Regions from separate parts of the Homo sapiens genome. Here all the other regions are linked to region 1. A link is a contact called in ENCODE Hi-C data. All regions are on one chromosome and are shown on one strand. The core of a region is the stretch at or near the end of the contact, and the rest is flanking DNA. Distances in the headings are between cores, read along the strand shown.

Region 1 (4,842 bases), core at 626-3,125:
TACGCTCTAAGGCAGCATTTCGGTAACAGATCAGCTGTTCTGAACAGCATTCTCAGTTTCTAAATTCCACAAGTTGTAATTGGCCCAGTTAGGTTCCTCCTCTGGGTGGGACCTGCTTTCAGACAGCCCGGAGAAGAGCATCTGGTGTGCAACTTACTAGTGCCATCAAGTGATATTTACTCAGCATCCCTGCAAGCAATGGCAAAACCAGGCCATGTCACTTGTGCAGGGACACCAGGGGCCAGTCAGCTCAAGGTGAGGGGGCTACTTATTTACAATTCCTTCCGAATGGAGACGTCTCAATCCAAGCATAAAGGATGGGACTGCGGGTCACTAGGGGACACTCAACTTCCCCAGCCAAAGGGGCCCCGATCAGGGCACAACAAAGTCCACATCCCACTCTTCTACAGAATGCCAGTGCCCAGGAACCTCCTGCTCGGCACAGGAGTACGCTGGTTGACCGACCATCTTTGGAGCCCAGCCCCTTTTACGTTCAGCAGTAAACCTGCCCCTTCCTGCACTGCCTACTACCTGAAAGGCAGGTATGTCCAGGTGGGGGGTCCTCAAGCCCCACAGCACTAAGCTTGGTGTGATTCTGTCTCTCAATCTCTCTCTCTCTCCCACCTCTATGCTCCCCCTTGCCTTCATCTCACTCCTCAGCCAGGATTCCTCTGCACCAGGCAGGCCAGTTTCCTCTTTGTTCCTTCACAACACCCTGTTCATTTCCAGAAGCTTCTATTCAGTCTGATACCCAGGTCTAGAATGCCCTCCTTCCCTTCACAAACGAATCCTACCCCTTCCTTAAGGGGAAGATTCCTACCTACATCCCAACATCTCCTCCTCCAAGAAGCTTTCTCTGGCTATTCCAACCCATCCTGCCCCCACTTCCAGGCGGTCGGGAATGCAGAGTGGGGGGACCCAATTCTCTCCTGTGACAGATGAGGAAACTGAGCCCAGGGAGGGGAAGGCCACACCCAAGATGACACACCAGCAGAACTAGGTCTGGAACCAAGACTCTGCTGCACTAATTGTTCCAAGATGCCCTTCCTTCCTCGTCTCCTTTGCTGTGGTAAAAATTTTCCAAACTAGCCTGGCCGCCCCCAGTTGTAGGTAAGCGTCCATACTTACTCTTCCCGCTGCAGGTACGAGGACCGGGCGCGAGTTGTCACTCCCCTCACCTCCCCCGCTCCTCACGGCCTAGCGCGACTCCTGCCCCGATCGGGAGTCCAGTCCCGGTTTCTGCGGCCACGTCGGGCCGGTGACCTTGGCCAGGCGCTGGACGCCCCGCTTCCTCCGTACAAGGCAGGCAGCCGATCCCGCGAGTGGGGCGTGAGCGCGGCCAGGTCTGTGCCACGCTCGGCCCAGGGCCTGGTTCACACCAGGTGCTCGGCGCGGGCCGTCCCCCGCCGCCGCCGCCGCGGTCACTCACTGCCGGGCGAGGCCAGCGCCCCGGCCGCCGACGCCGCCTCCGACCCCCGGCTCGCGGCCCGCGGCCCGCGGCCCCTTCCCATTCACGCCGCTCGGCCTCGCGTCCGGGTGCCCGCGCCCGCCAGGCCCCCGGCGTGAGGAACCCGGCGGGCCCGAGGCGGCCCCGCCACCGCCCGCGCCCTCCGCCCGGCCCGCAGGCCAGCCCGTGCACCGGCGGCCGCACCTCGCCCCGCCGCAGAGCCGCACGGTCGCTCCTCACCTGGGCTCCCCGAGACAGGCGAGGCGGGCCCGGCGCCCAACACCATGCCCGGTCCGGGCGGCTGCTGCGAGACGCGGCCCCTCACAGCCGCACCGGCTCCCGGCGGCGGGACCGGAAGTGGCGGGGCGGGGACTCGGCCGCTCTCGCCCGCGGCAGCCGAGACAGCAGCGGGCGCTTTAAAAAAAAAATTCAAAGTCGCGAAAAACTTTATTTGGAACCAGACACGCGAACAGCGGCGTGCGCCGATCGGGACTGGGCTGGGCGACGGGCCTCTCGGACCTCGCTCATTGGCAGAGGGCGCGGCCAGGGGGCGGGCACGGATTTCGCAACCGCCGCTGATTGGCGAGTAGCGTTAGGGGCGGGGATTCCGAGTTGGCTCTGGAGCCCGAGCGCCGGAGGGCTGGGGGTTTTGCACCTGGTTCCAACACGGGTTCACTTCGTGGTCTGCAGGGTTTAGGGGCACGGAGGAGCCCGGGCTATCCTTCCCTGAAGGAGCGGCCTCCGTGGCTGGAGCTCCCGCTGTCCAGCGCCGCACCTGGAGTGCAAAGGACTGGACAGGCCCCCGCAGCCTGCAGTGCAGGCGGTGAGGGAGACCGGGCGGTCAGACACGCAAGCCACGACCAACCCCAAACCGTGTGCTGCGCCCACAGGCCCCACTGTTCTTGTCATGTCCCTTTTATTCCTTCTTTTCTCTCTTAAATGTGTTTAAAGTACCTTAAAAATCCATTTCAACTTGTCCTCTTTTGGGCGCCCAGATTCATCCCGCGCCCATTAGCGTCCTGTGTGATTGACGAGGGGCCGTCCTGGGCGTCAGGCAGGCCCCTGGAGGAGTGGGCCATTAGAAAGATGAGGTTCAGCATGGAAACGGTCAGAAAGAGACAAGGAGTTAGACTTTCATTTCGAAAAACCCCACTGAGAGGTTTCTAACAGTGGAGTGACTATCAGGTTTTCTTCCTAAAGGAGGCTGGCGGGCCCGGTGGCTCACGCCTGTAATCCTAGCACTTTGGGAGGCCAAAGTGGGAGGATCCCATGAGCCCAAGAGTTTAAGACCAGCCTCCTGATGGTGGCAAGACCCCATCGCTACAAAAAAAGAAAAAAAAAATTAGCCGCGTGGTGGCGCGCGCCTGTAGTCCCAGCTACTCAGGAGGCTGGGATGGGAGGATCACCTGAGCCCAGGAGGTTGAGGCTGCAGTGAGCCGTGATCGCACCACTGCACTCCAGCTTGGGTGACAGGGCAGACCCTGTCCCCATAATAATAATAAAGGCTTTGGCTCTAAGTGAGTCGGTGGGAATGGAGTCAGGAAAACTGGTCAAGAACACAACTCAGCCGGGCGCAGTGGCTCAGGCCTGTAATCCCAGCACTTTGGGAGGCCGAGGCAGACAGATCACCTGAGGTCAGGAGTTCAAGACCAGCCTGGCCAACATGGCAAAACCCCATCTCTACTAAAAATACAAAAAAGCCGGGCGTGGTGGTGCGCCCTTGTAATCCCAGCTATTTGGAACGCTGAGGCAGGAGAATTGCTTGAACCCAGGAGGCGGAGGTTGCAGTGAGCTGACACTGCACTCCAGTCTGGGTGACACAGCAAGACTGTTTCCAGAAAAAAAAGAAAAAAGAAAGAACACAACTTGTGTTATTTCTTGTGTTTGGGACCATGTCTCTCCCTTTTTTGCCCGGCTAACTCTCAAGTTTTCCTAAGCTAAGACACCAACTTCTGATAGGCCTCAAAGCCTGGGGGTGGGGTGGGGCAGTGCAGGTGCCCTCTGTGTCTTCCTTGGAGCCCTGCACTTCCCTCTTCCTTATTGTCATGGCCTGTTTCCCTGACTAAGCTCAGCTCCTCAGCCCTCCTCTTCCTTCTTCCTCCAGCGTCACCTCCTGCCACCCCCTTTCCCATCCTGGAACATGCAGGTGATTAAAACACATCTGCTGGATAGAGATTGCATGCGCTGGCGGCATGAGTCCTGGTGAGAGGAGATAAGGGCTTGAAGATTGCAGTGTGTGAAGGTGCAGCCGGAATGGCGTGAGCACTTGTCTTACTCATAAGCGTCACTGTCTGCAGAATGGATTGCACCACACATTGGCCCACGTAGGCCCAAATTCCACCGCTGTGGATGAATGAAGTCATTTCTAGCTCCATTTCATGAGGCTGCCTAATTCTTTCACTAAGACTTATTTAGGACTTCCTAGTTTATTAACTCAATTAATCCAAACAATAACCCCATGAAACAGGTATTATCCCCATTTTATAGATGAGGAAACTGACACAGAAGTTAAGTAGTCTGTTGGCAAAAAAGGTCAAACTGTAAAATATTTGAAGAGATTTTATTCAGAGCCAAATATGAGTGACGAAGGCCTGAGTCACAGCCTCAAGAGGTCCTGAGAACATGTGCCAAGGTGGTTGGATTACAGCTCGATTTTTATAAATTTTAGGGGTGTCAGAGGCGTTTGAACCAGAGCAACTCCATCTTGAGGCTAAGACCTACTGGGCTACATTCCCAGGAGGTTAGGCATTCTAAGTCACAGGATGACATAGAAGGTTGGCACAGGTACAGGTCACAAAGAGCTTGCCGTTAAAAGGATGCCATTAAGAAGCCGGCCAAAACCAAGATAGCGACGAAAGTGTTCTCTGTTCATCCTCACTGTTCATTACGCACTAGTTATAATGTATCTGTTGCTAAAAGACACTCTCACCAGTGCCATGACAGTTTACAAATGTCATGGCAAAGACAGCAAGTTATCCTATGTGATCTAAAAATGGGAGGACCCCTCAGTTCCAGGAATTGCCCAGCCTTTTCCTGGAAAACTCACGAATAATCAACCCCTTGTTTAGCATATAATCAGGAAATGACCATAAAAGTGGCCAACCAGCAGCCCTTGGGGCTGCTCTGCCTACGTAGTAGCCATTCTTTTATTTCCTTACTTCTCTAATATACTTGCTTCACTTTACTCTAATGGATTCCTCTTGAATTCTTTCTTGTTTGAGATCCAATAACCCTCTCTTGGGGTCTGGATCAGGACCCCTTTTTGGTAACAGGGGGACAGAAGTTACAGGCAGACACCAATCAATACATGTACATTAGTTCAGTCTGGAAAGGCAGGATAACTGGAAGCAGGGAAGGGTAGGCAGGAGCTTCTGGATCATAGGTAGATTCAAAGA
Region 2 (2,759 bases), core at 1-2,500, 380 kb after region 1:
TCGAGCCACCGCGCTGGCCTCTTTTTGCATTCTTGCTATAAAATTGGTATTTGTATCTTCCTCCCATTCTGCGCTCCCCCAACCCTGCAGGAAGGTGGATTCTTCAAGGGAACTGGAGAGAAGAGAAGCACATTCATGTATTTCCACATTCAGCCTCCATCTCACGAGTTACACCATTCCCAGCACGTCACCACCCCCAGACCTTTGGTTACCAGCCTGGGGGCAGAGGATAAGGACGTCATTCAAAAATAGAGAGATTCTCAAGCCTCCAGAGTGCGGGGGCCCAGCCGAGCATGCTGGCGGCTTCCAGGGAGGTGGCCACGCCCCAGGGGAAGTGGTTGCATGGAGGAAGAATCTCAGAGGAGGCTTGGACGTGGTAGAGCAACGCTAGTCCTGTGTTAGGACTGGCTAGTCCGTCCTGCAGGGATGAGGGGCAGAGCCTCAGCAGAAGTCCAGGCCAGTGTCCCCCCTCCAGCATAAGAGCCCCCCACTCCCACAGGGCGGAGGAACCACTGTGGTGGCGGAGCTTATTTCCCAGCAGCCCCGCGGGATGAGACCCAAACGAGAAGTTAGGGTGAGTTTGGAGGACATAAAGTGAGCTGGCTTCCCGTATACTGGCTGTGTGGAGTAATGTTCACGGCAACAGATTTCCATCTCCTCAGCCTCAGGCCCAACCCTGCTACCCCAGCCATACTCAGAGGCTCTGGAAATCTTACCTGGAGGAGACTCTTCTGTTACCACCAAGCCAGGAAGTTTCATGGCTTGGGAAGACCAAGAGGAAGTCCACCTCCCCCTCTCCTGCACCTGGAGTCTCCCATGTGCACGGAGGCCACGCCCCCACCCCGCCCTCAGGTGGCATCAGCCCAGGATCTGACCCTGGACTGGCTCACACTCAGTTGCCTCTGGCCAGTGCAGGGCTCAGCCAGGGATGGCTTCTAGCTGACAGTGGGAGGAATTAATTCATCTGACCGGAATATTCTTTTCTCTTCTGGGCTGTTGGTTTTTCAAGTGCAACAAAGATTCCATACAGCTCCAAGGAAGGAGCCAAGAAAAACATTCTGTGCCAAAGTGAGATCCTGGAAGTGAAACCCCGGAATAAAGCTGAAAAACGGGCTCCAGTTGGGTGCCAGGAAATGCAGGACTGGAATGTGACTTGACTTCCGGCAGCGCGCAGGTGCTCCCGGGTCACCTGCTTTGAGGTCCAGCCTCCTGCCCTGCCTCAGGTGACCACATGACCACTGTGGACTTTGCCCTGAAACCTTCTGGGAGGAGAAGAGGCCTGACCTTGGCGCTGGGGTCCAGTGGGCATTGCTCTGGTCCGAGGCTGCTGCTCTTGACCTCTGCTCTGCGGCTGTTTTCCATTGGAGTAGAGGCTCCTCCTGTCCTGTCCTGCCTGTGGAGGGAAGCAAACCTTCCCCTGGACCAGAGAGAGGAGAAAGCGGAGACAGGTAGCAACGCTGTGGACTGGTGATGACAGGCTCTTCAGCTCCCTGCAAGTGACCGGGCCTGGGGAACAGGTGAGTCATTGTTTAAACCTCTGTGCCCTTTGTGGAGTGTCTGCCTGTGTGTGTGTGTGTCTCTGCTTCTCTGTGTGTGAGTCTCTGTGTGTCTGTGTGTGTGCTCACGTGTTTGTACCCATGTCTGTATTTGTTTGTGTCTGTGCATGTGCCCATGTGTGTATAATCAAAGGACAAAGCTGGGGCGGAGACTTCCTAGTTCAGATTTCTGATGGCTCACTAAGTCGGATTCCCAGAAGGAGATTCTTATTTGCATTTTTCTTCGGGAAAGTTCCGGTTTTAAGGTCTTGAAAAAAAAAAACACAAAAAACTTCTGGTAATGAGAAGAACTCTTAAAGAAATCCATTTCAAATGACATCAACATTCCCAATTTAATACCCAGTGATATCTAGGAAGCTTGTCAGGTTTTCTTGTAAACTCCTTTTTACAATCTACATTGTGTTTTCTGTATCAGATGGCTGTATTCTGAATGCAATGTACAGGTGTACCTCTCGTAATCTCAATATTCTTCACAGGCCCCAGGCAAGGGTGACACAGGATCACAGTTGCCGATAGACTCATCAATCAGACCCTTCCCTGGAATGGCCCCTTCCCCGCAAAAAAGACTAATGTGGGATTTGCTCTCCGTTTTTTTTCCCTTTAGTGGAAGGGAGGTGCAAGAGATTAAAAAGCCCCAAGTTAAGATTACTAGAGAAGCGCCAGTCTTGAATATGGTGTTCCTGAAAACATCTTTGTCTTCAACAACCTAATAACATCTTTCACTACTAATAACCCCATCTTGATTAAATTCTGGAGGTGGGGGTCAGGTGCCACACTTTTAATTTTCTCTTTGGACAGAAGGCTCCAACCTCTCATTATTGAAAGCTTACAACACTCAATCACACAAAAAGTTATATAAGAAAATGTTTACTGCAGTCTTATTACAGAGAAAAAATTAAAACTAAGTAAAAATCCAGTATTAGGAAAATGGTTCAGCAAGTTGAGATAGTTGTAGAAATGTTATATGTCCATTAAACATGATTTTGAAGCAATGTGTGAGACTGCCTTTGGTATTAAGTATTTCTTACCCATCGGATAATAATTTTATGTTAAAACTATGGGTTTTGGTTTGTTTTTAGGAGTCATAGAAAAAAACTAGAAGTAGGCAAAAATACCATTTGTGGTTGTATTACGGGGGTGGAGTTATGGGTAGCTGCTTCTTTTATATTGACACTTGTATGTTTATAGTAAAATAACCTTTTT
Region 3 (4,842 bases), core at 1,315-3,814, 300 kb after region 1:
GAGAAGGAACTGAAGGAAGGTGACCCAGCAAGGCAGGTTCTGCTGTGGTTTAAGCCAGTTAGCTTTTTTACTTTTCTGGATACAGGTGCTTGGTACAGGCCAATATTGTATATGATGCAATATTATATATTTTAAAGGATCTAGACAGAAAGGAAAAAAAACATTTTTTTCAGAGACAAATGCTATGTTAAACTACTTCTGCCTAAGTAATTGTCTGCTGAAAAGAACTATTTACTGAAACACTGAATTTGAAAAGAATGATACTGTATCAAGTCATATAATTTCGTTAAAGAAGCAGAAGTGGAAATAAGGAAAAGAAACCCTCAACCCGGTGAACAGTGAAAAAGCATTAAGAAAAGATGTTGCCAGACGGGTTAGTTACAGCAGTTAAATGTGATTTACTTAGAGAGGGCATCTAGTATGTTTCAAAAGGAATACACAGACACACACATGCATGCAGGCACACACACACATGTGCACACACACATGCAGGCACACACACACCTGCACACACACAGGCATGCACACGTGTGTGCACACAGACACATAAAGCAGTGCTGAGTAGGCTGAGGAGCTGTCTATGAGTGGTGGCCCTGTCCCTGGCCAGCTTCTCCTGAAGGGACACAGACACGGGGAGCAGGGGTGATGAGCTGCCCACTGCAGGGTGAGAGCTCCTGAGCCACTCCTTGCTGCCCCGGCTTCCGTCCCCTTACCTGTCTTCCTTGTCCCTGTGACCCCAGCTCATCCTACCACAGTTCCCTTTAGTTGCTGGAAGACAAAAGGCTCACATGACATGAAATGTATTGTTACAATAGGTTTATCTCTGATTTAAACGTCTCCAACTTTAAAGTACCCAACCTATAAGCCAGTAAGAGAGCATCTATTCTGTGCCTTCCTGGGTTTCTGATGTGTGACAAGCAAATTAGCATTTGTGGGATCACGGATGTGCTCCGATTTGTTTTCTTAAGTGGAGTTGAAGTGTTTCAGAGCCTTAGCTGGTTTGAAGGCCTCTGGCTCTCAGATCTGTATGGCTGTGGCAGCTTATAACCACTATGGACACTTGTAGGATATGTGTGTAGTGCAGGTTATCACACGAGGGACACAAGTCCATGGGTCACTGCTTGGAAAGGGAACTTCTGGGATCATCAACGGTAATGGTCATTCGAAGCTGAAGGGGTTCCCTTGTTCAAAATCTCTGGACTCTTCATATGCAACAGGCCAGTTCTCCCCAGGGAGAACATAGCGCTCTTCAGATGAAATGCGAGGGATGGAATGGAACTTTCAAAGTAGGGGCTTGGGCTGCCCCACACAGCTGTTAGTGCCAGCAGCCTCTGTCATCTTCACGACCTCCGTGGGACTCCCAGGGAAAATATTTCTAAGTGAGGAGGAGGAGAGGGAGGAGGAGACCCTGCCGCTGAGGATGTTCCAGACGTTCGGAAAATGCCTGGCACGCTTCCATGTGCTTGCTTCTCGTAACGGCCCCACGGGGAGGAACAATCATGCTTTCTAGCTTAGACGCAGAAACTGAGGCAGGCAGGGGACGCAGCCTGCAGAGGTCCCATAGTCCTGAGCCACACAGCCAGAGCTGGGCCCAGGCAGGCAGGACCTGCCATCTGGGAGCGCTGTGACAGACATTCCTTAGACTGCCACCGAGTGCTGGCCCTGCAGGCGCTGTGTTGGGCACTTTCTATGTCTTAGTGCAGGTAAGTCTCAACAGCCTTGCAAAGTCTGTATTATCATCTGCACAGCACCAATGTGGAAACTGAGGCTCGGTGAGGCACGTACTGTAGTTGACACAGCTTCAATTCAGCTCAGCAGACCTCTGGCTCAGCATGATGGGCTGTCGGTGTTGCTGGCTCTGTCCTACCCCACCCCTGGCTTTCACAGAACAAATAAACATTTTCCCCTCCATCTTAAAATCACAGCCAGGAAGGGGCCTCCTAGTACATCTGGCCTAGGGCCGCTGCTCCCCAGCAGACCAATGTCATTATCTCAGGCTTGACCAGTGACCTGCCCAAGGCCACACAGCCAAGGGACACACCGAGGTGTCGGGGCACTGACGTCCCGGTGCAGGACGACCTCCTGTTGATCGACACTGCTTTCTGCCCTGCCAGCTGTGTTCTCATGACAGCAGATAGCTTTATTTGGGACATTTCAGACGTTTTCCTCTCTGCAAAATATCCAGTTGACAAATCATCATGAGAATATGCATTACGTTTTCCTTTCTAAAATTAGAACTATCTCCCACCATTTGTCAAATGCCCAAGAACACAGGAAAACTGACTCTTCCCAGCTGGTTTTCATTAGATGATATGGTGTCTAATATTCAAATCTGTCCAAAGACGGCCCCAATCTTTTGCCAGAAGTTGACTCAAGCTGATTCTCCCAAAAGCAACGTGCGAGGCTCTATGCCACGTGCACACATCCCACATTTGGGCGGAAATGGAGACCGGTCAGGCTTCTGCTACTCAGCCACTGTTTCCTAGGAATGAGCTCATGGAACAGCCGGTCCATGTTTAATGACACCGTTATTTTTACAGGGAGGAGTGTGGTTAAGCATTTACCCGGGGTGGAGGCATCACTGTGGTTCTGCTGAACTCCAGCTTTTAGCACTCACTCCTCTGCTCAACAAACCGTGACGGCCTCAACATCATACAAGAGAAAGCCCGGCAGGAAACTCCGTTTAGGGTTATCAAGCACCTGGTCAGGCATATTTCTTTAAAGACATGAGGAAGATATTCAGTTCCTAATCTAAACTGAAAAAAAATATTTGCAACAACTATGAAAAAGGTTAATAAGCAATCCACAAATCAGCAAGAAAATATCAACACTCACTCTAAGACACGTTTTGACGATTTGAAAAAGAACTTGAGATACCTAAGAATCAGTTAGCTGCCAGTTTTTAGCTGTCAAATTTACAAAGCTGAGATAATCACAGTACTTAATCCTGTGATGAACAAGACACTCTCAGACAACACAAATGCAAGTGTAAACTGATACACCCTTTCAGGAAAGCAAAGCTCCAGGTCCTTAACCGTGTTTGTAGGTTTGGGGTTTAAATTGCACTTCTAATATTCTAATTTAAGGAAATAATTTGAAGTAGAAAAACCTCACTCTTAAAGATGTTCACTGCAATGCTATTCACCGCAGTAAACAAACACAAAAGCCTCAGTGTCCAGCAATACGGAAGTGAGGACGTGATGGTGCATCCTCAAAGCCATATTTTGTGGCCATTAAAACATTTTTACAGAGCATTTGATACAAGAGTTACGCTTATTTCTTTCCTTAAAAAAAGGAGATTTTAAAAATGCGCTATTTAGAGACACATAATTGAGACTATGTTAAAAAAAAGTCACAGATAAAAGAATGGAGAAAAATAAACAAAATGTTAACAGGTATTGTGCTTGGTCAAGTATGAGGCATAATTTTTATTTTCTACTATTGCCTGAATTTTCCTTATTATTTTTCTATAATAAACATGTATTACGTTTAATATAATAAATATTTTCTTTCAGCAACAATTACCCTTGTTGCTGATTTCTTCATTTATTCAACAGAAAGACTTCTTGTAAGCTAAACCTCAGGAAAAATGCTGTGAGGATAATAAGCAGCTAGTGTGAATGTTCCTACCCCAGCCGAGGAAGTCAGGGAGGGCTTCCTGGAGGAGGGGGAACTGAGGCTGGAAGGATGGAAAATGATGGGAAACGCTCTTCAGTAGCTCGGTACAACTGGAGTGTAAGACCCCCATGGGAGAGAGGCAGGAAGGAGGGGGCTAAGAGGCCCCTGGTGCCATCATATGGCTTTAAAATGTATCCCGGAAGCTATGGGAGTCATTAAGGATGGTAAGGCGGGGAACCATAGCATGAGGGTTGTGTTTTCTTTCTCCTTTTGTGAAGATGGTAAGGCAGACTTTATTTCAGGGGGCCATGATGACAGGCACAGGGACAGCTGTGACGGGGCCTTGTCCTGGGGAGAGAGGCTGCTGTTTTCAATCCCAAGGCTGGCATGTCCTAGGATCACTAGGACACCAAGATGAAGATGCAGGTGTGGTGGGGCCAATCTTGGAAGCAGATGGACTGGGAGGCTGCCGAGGTCACTATGTGAGGGGAGGGGCCTCAGCCAGCTTCACGATTTCACCGAGGAGGGGAGGGGAACAAGCTCGGGGGAGCCCCGGCTCAGGCAGCTCTGAGGTGGGGGGATGAGAAATGCAGGAGGAGCAGCTGCTGGCAGGGTGATGAAGAGTGTTGGGGAAAGGGGGGTGTCAAGTTGTCAGGTGGAGTTCAAAAGAAGGGTCTGGGCAGGACATGAGGGCATCCAGGGGTTGTAAAGCCAAATGTGGCTGCAGCTGCTAAAGGGTGTACTGTAAATTGGCATAGGAGAAAGGCGCAAACCTCATGAAAACAAGCAGAGAAGCCCAGGAACCCGGGAGAGGCTGACGGAGCCTGAGTGAATGGTGTTAGGGAAGCTACAGGGCTCGGGGGCTGGGCCAGTCCTGTGCCGGGAACACAACTGCCACTCCACCCTGGTTAGGCCATTTCACGTCAGGATCCCAAATGAATACTATGAAAGCCACACACAGGGAACGGTCAATGAATGAACAAACGTGTGCTCCATGCTTTGACACTGTTGGTGGGAGTGTAAATTAGTTCAACCATTGTGGAAGACAGTGTGGGGATTCCTCAGGGATCTAGAACCAGAAATACCGTTTGACCCACCAATCCCATTACTGGGTATATACCCAAAGGATTATAAATCATTCTACTGTAAAGACATGTGCACACGTATGTTTACTGCAGCACTATTTACAATAGCAAAGACTTGGAATCAACCCAAATGCCCATC

Evidence for each region. Hi-C counts contacts between places; a loop is a spot of excess contacts on that map. Pooled maps may share reads with other maps.
Region 2: a loop to region 1 is called in a map with no recorded cell type, with 2.2 times the contacts of the local background. The contact joins the promoter of RAB17 here to the promoter of UBE2F-SCLY in region 1. A Hi-C loop is called at or near these places in 1 of 37 single-sample maps with no recorded cell type and 9 of 50 pooled maps.
Region 3: a map of CD4-positive, alpha-beta memory T cell shows a loop between it and region 1 (5-fold over the local background). The contact joins the enhancer-like site here to the promoter of UBE2F-SCLY in region 1. A Hi-C loop is called at or near these places in 4 of 168 maps with a recorded cell type or tissue (B cell, CD4-positive, alpha-beta memory T cell, CD8-positive, alpha-beta T cell and 1 more), 6 of 37 single-sample maps with no recorded cell type and 14 of 50 pooled maps.

What each region holds. Positions count from the first base shown.
Region 1 is chr2:237,963,978-237,968,819 of GRCh38, reverse strand. It overlaps UBE2F-SCLY (UBE2F-SCLY readthrough (NMD candidate)), which reads right to left and starts at 1,875. Exons shown (of 19, transcript NR_037904.1): 1 at 1,688-1,875. UBE2F (ubiquitin conjugating enzyme E2 F (putative)) reads right to left here and starts at 1,806. Exons shown (of 10, transcript NM_080678.3): 1 at 1,688-1,806. RefSeq lists a silencer at 1,583-1,762 and cis regulatory regions at 3,279-3,942, 4,269-4,672.
Region 2 is chr2:237,589,225-237,591,983 of GRCh38, reverse strand. RAB17 (RAB17, member RAS oncogene family) reads left to right here and starts at 1,250. Exons shown (of 6, transcript NM_022449.4): 1 at 1,250-1,517. RAB17-DT (RAB17 divergent transcript) reads right to left here and starts at 824. Exons shown (of 3, transcript NR_187201.1): 1 at 717-824; 2 at 1-112.
Region 3 is chr2:237,667,458-237,672,299 of GRCh38, reverse strand. The region is part of intron 1 of LRRFIP1 (LRR binding FLII interacting protein 1); the gene reads right to left. Among named protein-coding and RNA genes, the nearest start is that of LRRFIP1, 42 kb to the right of the region's middle. Within about 2 kb of position 2,564, at least 19 of the 41 ENCODE cell types and tissues checked have a DNase peak (open chromatin) inside an H3K27ac peak, as active enhancers do.